2 separate regions of the Homo sapiens genome follow, and region 1 is linked to region 2. A link is a contact called in ENCODE Hi-C or POLR2A ChIA-PET data. All regions are on one chromosome and are shown on one strand. The core of a region is the stretch at or near the end of the contact, and the rest is flanking DNA. Distances in the headings are between cores, read along the strand shown.

Region 1 (5,742 bases), core at 900-3,399, 240 kb after region 2:
AGCAGAGGCCAGGGGACATGGCCCGAAGATGAGGGCCAGGGACGGGAGAGGTAGCAGGCAGCCCTGGGAGGGCCTCGTTGCCAACTGCTCAGCACTGCAAAATCTGCAGATGCTGGGCAGGAGGGTGCCATCCTGTAACTTAACTACTTAAATATCCTGTAACTTAAATACTATCGTATAATAATCATATCATATAAAAGTCAGTGCAACTTACATTACATGGTGAGATAAGAGAGAGAAGAAAACAAAGGTACTGCTTAATATACACATTCACACAGACATATTCATAATAAAATAGGAGGAAATACTTACAACAATTACAATCCTCATTTCTGTAGCTGTTCACATGGTCGTGGCTGGTATTTATAATTACTTTGTCTACTATCCAATCTGTATTCCCCTTCCCTTCAGAAAGCGCCTCAGCTGGGCATGGACCCTTACCTGGTGGGGTGACCCGAACCTTCACTCCTGAAGGGTCTGGGCCATTTTTAGTCCTGTCTGGATTGGGTGGTTATAGTTTTCCATTGACCTCAGGAAGGCTTGAGCACAGGCCATGAGTGGTGCTCCTTGCCTCCTCGGGGTTCTGAGCCTCTTGCTGTCCCTGTGCAGTTGACCAAGTCCACACGGTGAGAGCGCTCCCGCCGGCTGCCTGACTTCTGTGGAGCCCTCTCCTTGGTGCTGAGGTTCCCCAAGGCTCTGGCCTGGCCATGAGTTCCACAGCAGCATTCTTCAAATGATCAATCCAGTGGATTGGGACCCACATTTTTATTTAGATTGGATGGGATAAACAGAATGAAACAGGGTAGGATAGATCTTCATGGTGAGCATACAGTAGGGACGGTACACTGGGGAGCTTCTGTGTTGCTGTGTGCGAGTCCTGACATAAAACTTAATTCAAAAACATCTCGAAGCCTTAGGTCGACAACCCCAGCCCATAGAAGGCACCTGGTGATGATTGTAGACTAAAGAGAATTGGAAAAACTGCTGCCAGTAAGTTTTCACTCTCACGACTTATGGGAAATTCTTTATGGGCCAGAAAAAAAAAAAGTTAACTCTCTCTTTATGGGTGTGGTAGTTTTAGTTTCAGTGAGTAATAGAATATTGAAACTTGAAAGAGCCTCTAAAGATGTTTTATATTAAACTCTCCATTTTCCATGATGTTCCTGAGGCTCAGAGACCTTCAGAGACTTGCCTGGGGCCACACAGCATCGGCAGTGGAGCTGGCATGGGAATGCTGGCCTCCTGCCTCCTGTGTTGGGTCCAAGTGCTGACTGTGGTGGCCTCCTAGTCCCTGGGAGGTCATGGCCCGTCCAGGAGTCCCACAGTGAGACATCCAGGGTAGCGGCTGGCAGGAGACCATGAGGCTGGCCTTGGGGGGAGAAAGGGCCCTAGGTGTCTGCCTTCTGGGTCCACATTGGACCCAGCCACAGCCAGAACCCATGCAACAATGAATCACTTACCAGTCCATGTGGATGACCGACATAATCAAGACTGCAAACCCAATTTGGTCTGAAAGGAACAGAGGACCTGACAGAATGACCCATAATGACAGCAGCAAGGCCTGGTCTGGGGCGTGGAGTCTGTGGGACACATGTGTGCACCCACCCATTAAATATATGTATATCTCATATATGTGTGTTACTATGGCATATACACTCATGATATTATATAGGAGTGTGATTATATTTTTCATGAAACCCCAGGAACATCCAATCTGAAGAAATCTTGAGGATGAAGCTCTTTTGAGTGGCCAGGCAGCTCTCTCTAAAGTGAAGAATCGCTGGCTTATAAATGTATTTCCTCTCGAGTGGAGGCACCCTGCAATAGGTAGACCCTTACTCGTCCATCCCAGTTCTGTCGACAGGCAGCCGGGGAAGCCAGCTGCTGCCAGCGCTCATCCCAGCTTCTCCAGGTTTACCAGTGCCATTCACTTCCGAAGTGACAGCTACACTCTGCTGGCACAGGCTGGCTGCATGCTCCCACCAACCAGGGTGGGGAGGGGCCTGCTGTCACCTGCACACACTGGCATGAGAGGTAGAAGGGGCTGGATCTGACCTCACCCAGAACTGATTCACCCACGTGGGAACCATCATGCAGGTCTTAGGGGAGACCTGCCCTGCAGCCTGCTCACGGAGCCCCTTGGCCCATGCTCTGTCATCAGGTGCAGCCACAGTCTGATGCATCGCTGGGCTCCCAGGCCCACTGGGGGCTTGGGAACCTCAGGTCTGCCGCACAGCAAAGTCACTGAAGAGTCTCATGGTCAGCCATGGGCCATGGAAACCACCTCTGCCCTGGCCACTTGTGCCTGGCAGCTCTGCTGGTTAGTGGCACTGGCGTTGGCTGGGCAGAAGGGGTCGCAGAGTCAGCCCCGTGTGGCTGGGAGCACCGGCGACTCCAGGTCCTCTTCCTGTTCCCCTATTGTCAGGCTGCCTTCCGAGGGATAAGGGGAGCCAGCATGTGCGGCTGAAAATGAACCCATCCTGAAAGCGTGAATCCCAGCTGCCAAAAAACATTTTGAAGTTTTCCAGACAGCCTTTTTTGGAAGGCATAAACTGCTGGAGCATCGCTTCACTGGTGACAGGAGTGGCAACCTTTCTCTAAGTTAGGAATGTCCCGTCAGAGCACAGGCCCTCAGTGGGGCAGGGCAGTGGCCCAGCCTGGTCTGAGCAGAGGTCAGTGGTGGCCTGGAGGCTTCTCTTGTTATCTGCGCCCTCCCAGGACAGCAAGTGAAGCTGGCTGTCCCCAGTTCTCCTGTAGAAACTCCGTGGCCTCTGCATTGGGATGAGACTTCTGGATCTCAGCGTGGTTGTGAGTGCTGGTGACCCTTTCAGGGTACAAATGTGGACATGAAGTCCAGAGAGGCAAGGTGACCTGCCCAAGGCCACACAACGAGTAGGGCACTGGGAATGAAACCAGGCTCCATGGTACCCACAAGTGCCCACTCCCCATTCTCTGCTACTGCTAGTCAGCTTCTCTTCTGGGGAGAATAGCCTAGGGCTCATGCCGCTGAGCCTTCAGAAAGTGGCAGGGACGAGGGAAGGAGCACAGTCATCTCAACAGCGAGTGAAGCTTGAATTTGGAGGAGGAAGACACAGTGGATTAATCAGCATGGAGGGTGGACCTGGGGTCGGCTGCCTAGTGTGAATCAATCTCCTGTTTACCAATTATGTGACTTCGAGCAAGCTTCTCCACCTTCCATGCCTCAGTTTCCACATCTGTGAAATGGGGACGATAGCACCTACCACCCTGAGTTGTTGGGAGTAGTAAATTTAGTTAGTTTGACGAATGCATAACATAGTATTTAGAACAAAAGTATTAGAAATTATTATTAAGAATTTGATAGTTAATTGAAGTCTGGATCCTAGAATTAAATGATCCATACAGATGTAAAACTTATATCCCCGAGGCTTCTCTAAAAGATCAAAGGAGGGGTTAATTTTGTTATATGAACAATGAAGGGAACTCAAGTAAACTATTATTCAGAAGTAGGGTTTCAACTGCAAAGCATTAAACCAAAATGCATTTTTAAAATAGTAATACACTTTAGAAAATGAAAAGGATTTGTAAGTCATGTGTAATAGTTGTGAGGGTTCTGCCACCCTCCCCAAAGGGCACTGACTAATAACGAGTAACTAATCAGGATTACTGTGAAATCCTACACTCTAGTGCCACACGAGCTGAACAAGCAAGCGATGCGTGTGACAGTGTGGCTGGGGCGAGCGATGCACACACTGCATGGCCGGGAGCCCCGGCACAACTCAATTCCCACATCAAGTCTAGATTCTGTTCTGCAAAATTCTACTGCTGTGACTGCCTTCTTTTTCAACTGATATATTCTCACAGTGCTTTCAAAGACATGGGATTTTTTTCCAGCCGTCCATGCCCAGAAAAACTCAGTGATGGCATTAGTTCAGAAGAAAAACAAGCGCACACCCCATAAACTACATCAGAAGGTAATGCCCACACATCAGACCCAGCCGTCTGTCCCTCCCAGAAGGCAACAAAGTCAGCATGGCGGGGCATCTCTGAACATTCCACAGCACTTGCCAGCACTCTCCATTTTGGTCCCATAACTGAGGGAAATGTCGAGAAAGAACAGAGAGTGCTGGGTTCGGCATTCTATTTGTTGTGGTTTTATTTTGTTTTTTCAGGCACTCAGGCCATGTGGTGCAGGAGCCGGGGAGGGCACTCTGTAACCTCAAGGGAATAAGACGGCTTCATACCATCATCTCCCTCTAGGGGAAGTCACTCCTGGGACAGTTTGGTTTTTATTCACCTGATAAGCTATGTGCTTGCTTATTAAATTCCTTCCAGGCCGCATCTTACTACATTATAGGACACATTTGTATATAGCATGAGAATGAAACTCATTAATCTTTTCAGAGGATTCACACTCTGTCTGGATCTCAAATAGAACCAATAGGTCAACTTCATGAAAATGTTATTGCTATAGGATTTCTTTGTAAGACCAGCAGAAATGGCTAGATTTATGGCTTCATCACCTGCCTTCTAACTCTTATTTATTCTCTCTTTCACTTTAAGGTCACCTTACAACTCCCCTAGACTTCAGTTTATTTAGTGTGAAAATGGGAATAATGTCTTTTTGTACTCATGGGAATACTATAAAAATTAATTATTGGTTTGTATCAGTCAGGGATCTCCAGAGAAACAGAACCAGCAGGAGACAGAGAGAGAGAGAGAGAGAGAGAGAGAGAATTTATTTATTTTAAGGAATTATGTGACTGTGGAGGCTGGCAAGCCTGAATTCTGTGGGGCAGCCCAGCAGGCTGGACCCTCAGTCAGGAGTTGCTGTGCAGTCTTGAGGCAGAAAATCATTGTCCACAGGATGCCTGTGATTGCTCTTAAGGCCTTCAGCTGATTGGGCGAGGCCCACCCACATTATCAAGGTATGTACTTTCAGTAATCTCTTTTACTTAAGGTAAACTGGCTGTAGATATTAACACATTTGCCAAATGCCTTCATAGCAACATCTAGATTAGTGTTTGCTCAAACAACTGGGTACCTGCCTAGCCACACTGACATAAAACTCACCATCACCGTCCATCCTTTGTCAGCTTGACATCTCCCTAAACTATACTTAGTTTCCACATAAAGACAAAAGCAAAGTCATACTTCTGCCTAATATGATACAACAAGCCTGACTACACCAAGAGTGCATGCGCCCTTCCCAGAAGAGGATTCAGAGTCTTTGAGTGGTGCTTCGTCTTCTTCTTGATATCTTGTAACTTAAATACTATCATATAATAATCATATCATATAAAGTCAGTGCAACTTATATTACATGGTGAGATAAGAGAGAGAAGAAAACAAAGGTACTGCTTAATATACACATTCACACAGACATATTCTTAACAAAATAGGAGGAAATACTTACAACAGTTACAATCCTCATTTCTGTAGCTGTTCACATGGTCATGGCTGGTATTTATAATTACTTTGTCTACTATCCAATCTGTATTCCCCTTCCCTTCAGAAAGCGCCTCATCTGGGCATGGACCCTTACCTGGTGGGGTGATCCAAACCTTCATTCCTGAAGGGACTGGGCCATTTTTAGTCCTGTCTGGATTGGGTGGTTATAGTTTTCCATTGACCTCAGTCACGGGGCATTGTGATTGAGAGCGTGCTAGGAGACACCCCAAGGGATCTCCTGTATCCCAGACATGCTCTTGCCCATGTCCACTATGGAGTGCAGTCCAGTTTCCCACGGTGGTCAGGATCAGT
Region 2 (5,922 bases), core at 2,082-4,581:
TTCAGAGTTGCCCAGCAGCCTGGAGACTGCTGGAGCTGCATCCCAGGGAGACAGTGGCTGGAGTAACACCAACCAGACAATGAGATGGGACATCTGGGGCTTTCAAGAGCTCAGGGCAAATGGCCTAAGCAGGTGGCTCTGCAGGTGTGGATTGTGTCCAGCTCAGGGAAGTGCCTGGGCCTGGTGGGGCCTGGAGTAAGGGGAGAGGTGGGGTCTGATGAGCTTACTCCAGGTGGGAGGCCCAGGAAGGAGGTTGGGTTTTCCTCCCGGGGTTCTCTCTGGGTGTAGGCAGGGAGGAAAGGGAGAAATGCTGTGAATTAGTCGACTGCTTCTCTGGCAAGCACGACCTATTTCTAAAGCATGAGTCACTACAAAATGTAGCTTTTTAAATTTAAAAATCTATTTACAACCTAGGTGAGAAATCTTTATTTTAATTGTGAAGGAAAACACAACCCCACTTGACACGTGGTGGAATTGCTGCTGTCCTTTCCTGTCAGAGCCTCCCAGTGGGCTGGGTTTGGGGATGGATGGGGTGCACACCCGCTCTGCTCAGTTCCTTCTTCCTCCTGGCACACGGGTTGATGACAGCTCTTCAGTTGAGTCTGTTCTGCTCTGTCTGGTAGGGAGCACACCTTTTTGGTTAATATGCCCATTTATGTGTGTCTATGGGGCCTCTGGAGAAAACGTTACTTGCAGAATTAAGCACAATTAAAGGAGAAGTGAGCCCTGCTGACCTGAAAGCAGGTGGGGGCTGCTCCTTGGCTGGGATAAAAGGCAAGGAGGCAACCCTGATAAATGGCAGCTGGCTAGGTGGTGAGGGGATGTCCTGCCATTTGCAGCAAGGCATTGGTTACAAGCCTGGATTTTGTTTAACATCTTTATTAATAATGCTGGAGGCAACAGTAAACAGCAATTTAATGAAATTCACAGAAGATGCTAAATCAGGAGGTGTTATAAACAGCAGGGAAGCCCTGGCGAGGTAAGAAGCATGGAGCGGAAGGAGTAGGGGCCGTGTCTGAGAAGAATGCAGATGGGCGCAACTGCGGTGGAGGGGGAGCCCAGTCTTCCAGGTATCCAGTAGGAGCGGATCAGCAAGCTCCGGGGCTGTCACAGAGCAGGCAGCTACGTGCTGGAGAGCACAGCAGTGGGGAGCATTAGACAGACAGATGCACATGAGCCCTTCGGCCCTTCCTGCATTTCTTTCTTTTTTTTTTTTTTGAGATGGAGTCTCGCTCTGTCACCCAGGGTGGAGTGCAATGGTGCAATCTTGGCTCACTTCAACCTCCGCCTGCTGGGTTTAAGCAGTTCTCCTGCCTCAGCCTCCCTGAGTAGCTGGGATTACAGGCATTCACCATGCCCAGCTATTTTTTGTATTTTTAGGAGAGACAGGGTTTCCCCATGTTGGCCAGGCTGGTTTCAAACTCTGGACCACAGGTGATCCGCCCTCCTCGGCCTCCCAAAGTGCTGGGATTACAGGTGTGAGACACCGCACCCAGCCCCTTCCCACATTTCTGTTACCTCTTTCTAGAAACCTGAATGTGAATGCCACTGAATTCAATAAATGACTGATTGAGCACCTGCATTGGTGTAACTGGTGGGCTTTGCGGAATTCCAGGGAGATAGCGAAACTTGGAATGTAAGCTGGTGAATGGGTGGTTGGTGCGGCTTGCCGGGCAATGGTCCGAATCGAGCCTCTGGGTGGCTGTGGTTTTGTTTGGCTTCTGGATGACTTGTCAGGGTACCAGCCACTGGTGTCTGATCTGGGATTTTCTTCCTCCTCTTCTTGACTCCTCACTTCCCTCCAACTCCATGAAATGAGGCTGCCCAGAAAAGGCTGAAGGAAGTCAGTTGGCTCGCTATGGAGGAGGGGCAGTTTTCAATTAGAGTCTGACCATGTTGTCGGGAAAGTAGGGGACTGCTTTGGCTGGTTATACGTGACTATAAATCCCAACTTGGACAGTATTTCATTTAGAATCCTGACAAGGAAAAACAATACAAAAGTCTCAAAATGAATTTGTTAGCAACCATCCTGACTGCATTGTGAGGCTTTCCGACAGCTCCAGGGAGGTTGGCTTGAGGTAGCTTTGCCCAGCTGGCTGGAGAAATGAGATCAAGTGGAGTGGCTTGAGGAGAAGTCGGCTGACCCACACATTTGACAGATCTTTTGGGTTCATTGATCTTTGTCAATGTTTCTTCTCCAGATAGCAACCTCCCTTTTCTTGTGTTAAATGGACTCACCTGATTGTAATCACAGAACTAATTGTTGTATAATAAAGACCCATTCTCTCTTTGCCCGTGGCCCAAAGCAGCCTTCTCCCCCACCCGTCAGTTCCCTCTGCCCCTGGTATTTCCCTGCTGGAGGAGTTAGACCTCCTGGTGAGCTGGTGTGGGGTAGGTGCCATACCAGGCTGGGCACTGGAAGAACAAGGGTGGATCAGACACAGTCTTGGCTTTATGGAACTTCTGTTGGGTGGGGGAGAAAGATGATTGGAATATAGTGGATGATGAAAAGACAGATGCTGCCCACACATCCCAGGGAAGCCCTGTGCTGAGCGGTGTGCAGGTGTCGGCAGCAGGGTAGGAGTGCACTCTGAGCAGGTGGAGGATGCAGTCCTGGGAAGGCTCGGAGGAATCTGAAAGCACAGTCAAGCAGTTGCATCACTTTGGGTGCTCTGGGCTGCAAGTCATGAACACCCAGTTTTTAAACTGGGTTTAAACCACATGGGCGCGGTTGCTTATTCTCTTCCTTGGCAAGAACTCTGGAAGTAGGTGGTCCCAGGGCTGCTTCTGAGCTCAGTGATGTACTCAGGACATGGCTCTTCCTCCCTCTTTGCCCTTCCACACCCTGGTGTGTCCATAGCATAAGGCTATGTGTACGCCAAACGCAGCCCGGGCATCTTGTCCTCCAGTGATAACTGCTGGGTGACAGGAGGGACGGACCAGGGCTCCTCAAACCTCCCTCATTTTATTAGGGAAGAAAGTGTTCCCAGAAGCATCCAGGACACTTCCCCTTATATCTCACTGGTGAGGACGTGGCCCCAGGATCTGCAGGGAGCCTGGAGAAGGGCATATCTGCCATCTGAAGCCTCTATCACCTAACAGGGGGCTGGGCTCTTAAAGCAAGGAAGATGGGGGCATTGGGTGGACACCAGCTGTGTCCAACACAGCAGGCACCTTTGAGCCATGTCAGGGCAGCAAACTGTGTGTCTACACAGGCATACTAAGGTCAGGTCAAGATGGCTTCATCTGTCACGTGTCAGAGCCTGGCCTTTATCCTTTACCTTGAGTGGGGAACGTGGGGATGGTTTTAAATAGGAACGTGACGTGGTCTCACTGTGGTGTGGTGTGATAGGGTGTGGTGTGGTGTGGTGGATGGGCTGGAAGGGCAGGGTTACAGCCCGTGGGTCGTTCTGAGGTCACTGAAGTAACCCAAGCCCATGAGGCAAAGCCTCCCGGGACACTGGTGTCAGAGTGTGGAGGAAGCTGACTCAGTGACTGCCCTCAGAGGCCTGGAGCAGTCCCTGCAAAAGACCTGTGGATTGGGTGGACGTGGCGGGCAGGGGAGGGAGGAGCTCTGAGACCAGCCCTGCAGTTCTGGTTGGAGGAAATGGAGGGCAGGCAGTGGTCACTGGACGGCGAGGAGGAAGGGGTGTTTCTGCCAATTGTCTTGGGTGTGCCGGGTGCCCCCATGCTGCGTCTAGGTAGGGGCCTCAGCAGGCTGTTGGAGGTGAGGCTAAGACGCAGACTGGAAGTGACTGGAAATAAAGCTGTCAGCATGTGGTTTATGGGTAAAACCACAAGAGATAAGATCACCCAAAGGGAGTGGCCCCAAAAGCTGGGGCAGAAGGGCTTGCCTTATTCTCCTGGGAGCATTGCTACCCTGGCAGAGGAGGGGCCTTGGGGCTGTGGGGGCAGCAGGAGGCCGGGGCCACGTGTGCTGTGTAGAGAGTTCTTGTGTAACAAACCTGCACACTGTGTACATGTACCCTAGAACTTAAAGTATTAAAAAAAAAGAGTCATAGAAAAGAGAAAAAAAAAAAAAGGAGTGGAGCCCAAGCCAGCCAGGCCCTGGCGTAGAAGACCTGTGAGACAAGGACTAAGAAATTTCATTGACATGAAACAAAAGGGGGATGATTGAAAGACAGCCAAACAGGAATCCTTTTTGAGGAGGACATCTGAACAGCCCTGGAAGAACGTCTCTGCCTGACACTCTTGCTGGCATCTGTGGGCTCTCTCTGTCCCGTGGACAGGACAATCAGAAGATGGGCTCCACTCCAGCTGCAACTCTGGTGACATTTAGCTGTGTGGCCTTGAGCCTGTGGCTTCACCCCTCTGGACTTGCGTCCTCACCCCTAAAGGGGAGCAAGATCTATGTATATTGGAGACTGAGTTCCAAGGGCTGCTGGGGGTGACGCGGACAGCAGTGTTTTGGGAGATCTGAGACTTGGAGGGTGGTAGGCACTGACACCACAGCCCAGGAGCTCTGCACCAGCTGTAGTGAGCTGAGGAGAGAAGGGGCACGTCGCTGAGCTCACACATCTTGGTGGAGGCAGAGTAAGATCTCAAATAATCTGAGAAAACAGCTTTTGTACTTCTAACCAGTAAAGCTGTCCATGGAAAAAATGAGCAGCGTTAAACCTTCAGTGGGACGACTAACCTCCATACACATCACAATTGACCGTGTTAAGCATCTACGTGTCTTTCTGTGTTTCTCTCTCTCTGAGCATTGCTCAATTATGGAATAAGAAGTCTGTAACCTCCCCTCATGGTCCCTGCCCCCTTACTAATGTCACGGGCAGAGGAAACTGGAGGGTAGGGGAGAAGGCCACTTTGGGTCATGGGTAAAGAGAGAATAAGTCTTCATTATACAATTGTTTTGTGATTAAAATCAGGAGAGTTGATTTAACACCAGAGAAGGGAGGGTGCATTCTGGAGAAGGTACGTTGATAAAGATCAGTGAACTCAGATGCTTTGTAAAATACTCAAGCTAGCTGACCCCTCCTCAAGCCACTTTACACCATCAGAACAGGGGTGGGAGGTAGCCGGGCCCTGATTTCAGCAGTGTGTACTCGGAGTGCACTCCTGCTTCTATGTGGGTTCCTCTCGGGAGAGCCCCTGTCTGATGTAGTTTTTTGCCTGTGATGAGTGCCTCTCTGGGTAGAGTTCTTCCTCGGTGACTCTGGATGCCAGGAAGGGTGCTGGGCTCTCACCTACGATTTTACTGAGAAGCTGCTGCTTCTGGAATCCTACACCCAGACCGTGTGACTCACCCTGTGAACTGCCACTGCTAGGACATCTAATGGGGGACATCGCTGCACAGTTGTACATCTAAGGATGGAGGGATGAGCTGGGATTTGCCCTGTGTTCAGGTTGCACGAGTTTGTTCCTTTTCTTTCTTCTGACATGGAAGCAGATGTTAGGAGTCCCGAGGAACCGGCATACAGAGTGGGGTCCACACAGAGCTGCGAATGTGGAACTGGGCTTCTACCGTGCCAGCGGCCACGTGAGCTGGGTGCCCATGTCCCATGGCTTGTTAACTTCCAAGTCTAGAATTTTCCCATGGCCATGACTGCACCCATTCATGGGGGAGCTGGGGCAGGAACAGGTAAGACAGCCAAGCAGTCAGTCTGAAGAACGGAGCCTGTCAGCTGCTGGAGGAGGAACCCGGGGGACATCGTGAGGTCTGGTTCCCAGCTCAGCATCGGTGGGGAGTGAGTCGGGAGAGAGAGTGAACTGGGATCCACTAGGCACCTGCCCATCATTGCATCTACTGTTGCCTCCCTGCCTGCTTCCAGGTCCTAACTACTTTCTCTCTGGCCAGCTCTAGCCCTGACTTAAAGGGAAGGGGATTAAAGGAAATAGCATTCTCAGCTTAGTGATCCCACCTTGAGGACAGTGTTTCCACACCTCACAGCATATCAT

What was found. A loop is a pair of places that touch in the nucleus more often than their neighbours do. ChIA-PET counts read pairs that join two places held with the same protein, here RNA polymerase II (POLR2A). Pooled maps may share reads with other maps.
Region 1: a loop to region 2 is called in a pooled map, with 7 times the contacts of the local background. The contact joins two enhancer-like sites. A Hi-C loop is called at or near these places in 3 of 50 pooled maps. POLR2A ChIA-PET finds 5 or more read pairs at or near these places in 3 of 52 experiments (AG04450, HEK293T and WTC11).

The regions. Positions count from the first base shown.
Region 1 is chr2:109,453,887-109,459,628 of GRCh38, forward strand. All of the region lies in intron 8 of SH3RF3 (SH3 domain containing ring finger 3), which reads left to right. It also overlaps a transcript of RANBP2 not described here. Among named protein-coding and RNA genes, the nearest start is that of MIR4266, 140 kb to the left of the region's middle. Within about 2 kb of position 2,150, at least 3 of the 41 ENCODE cell types and tissues checked have a DNase peak (open chromatin) inside an H3K27ac peak, as active enhancers do.
Region 2 is chr2:109,210,445-109,216,366 of GRCh38, forward strand. All of the region lies in intron 1 of SH3RF3 (SH3 domain containing ring finger 3), which reads left to right. It also overlaps a transcript of RANBP2 not described here. Among named protein-coding and RNA genes, the nearest start is that of MIR4265, 72 kb to the left of the region's middle. RefSeq lists enhancers at 3,680-3,729, 3,770-3,819. Within about 2 kb of position 3,332, at least 7 of the 41 ENCODE cell types and tissues checked have a DNase peak (open chromatin) inside an H3K27ac peak, as active enhancers do.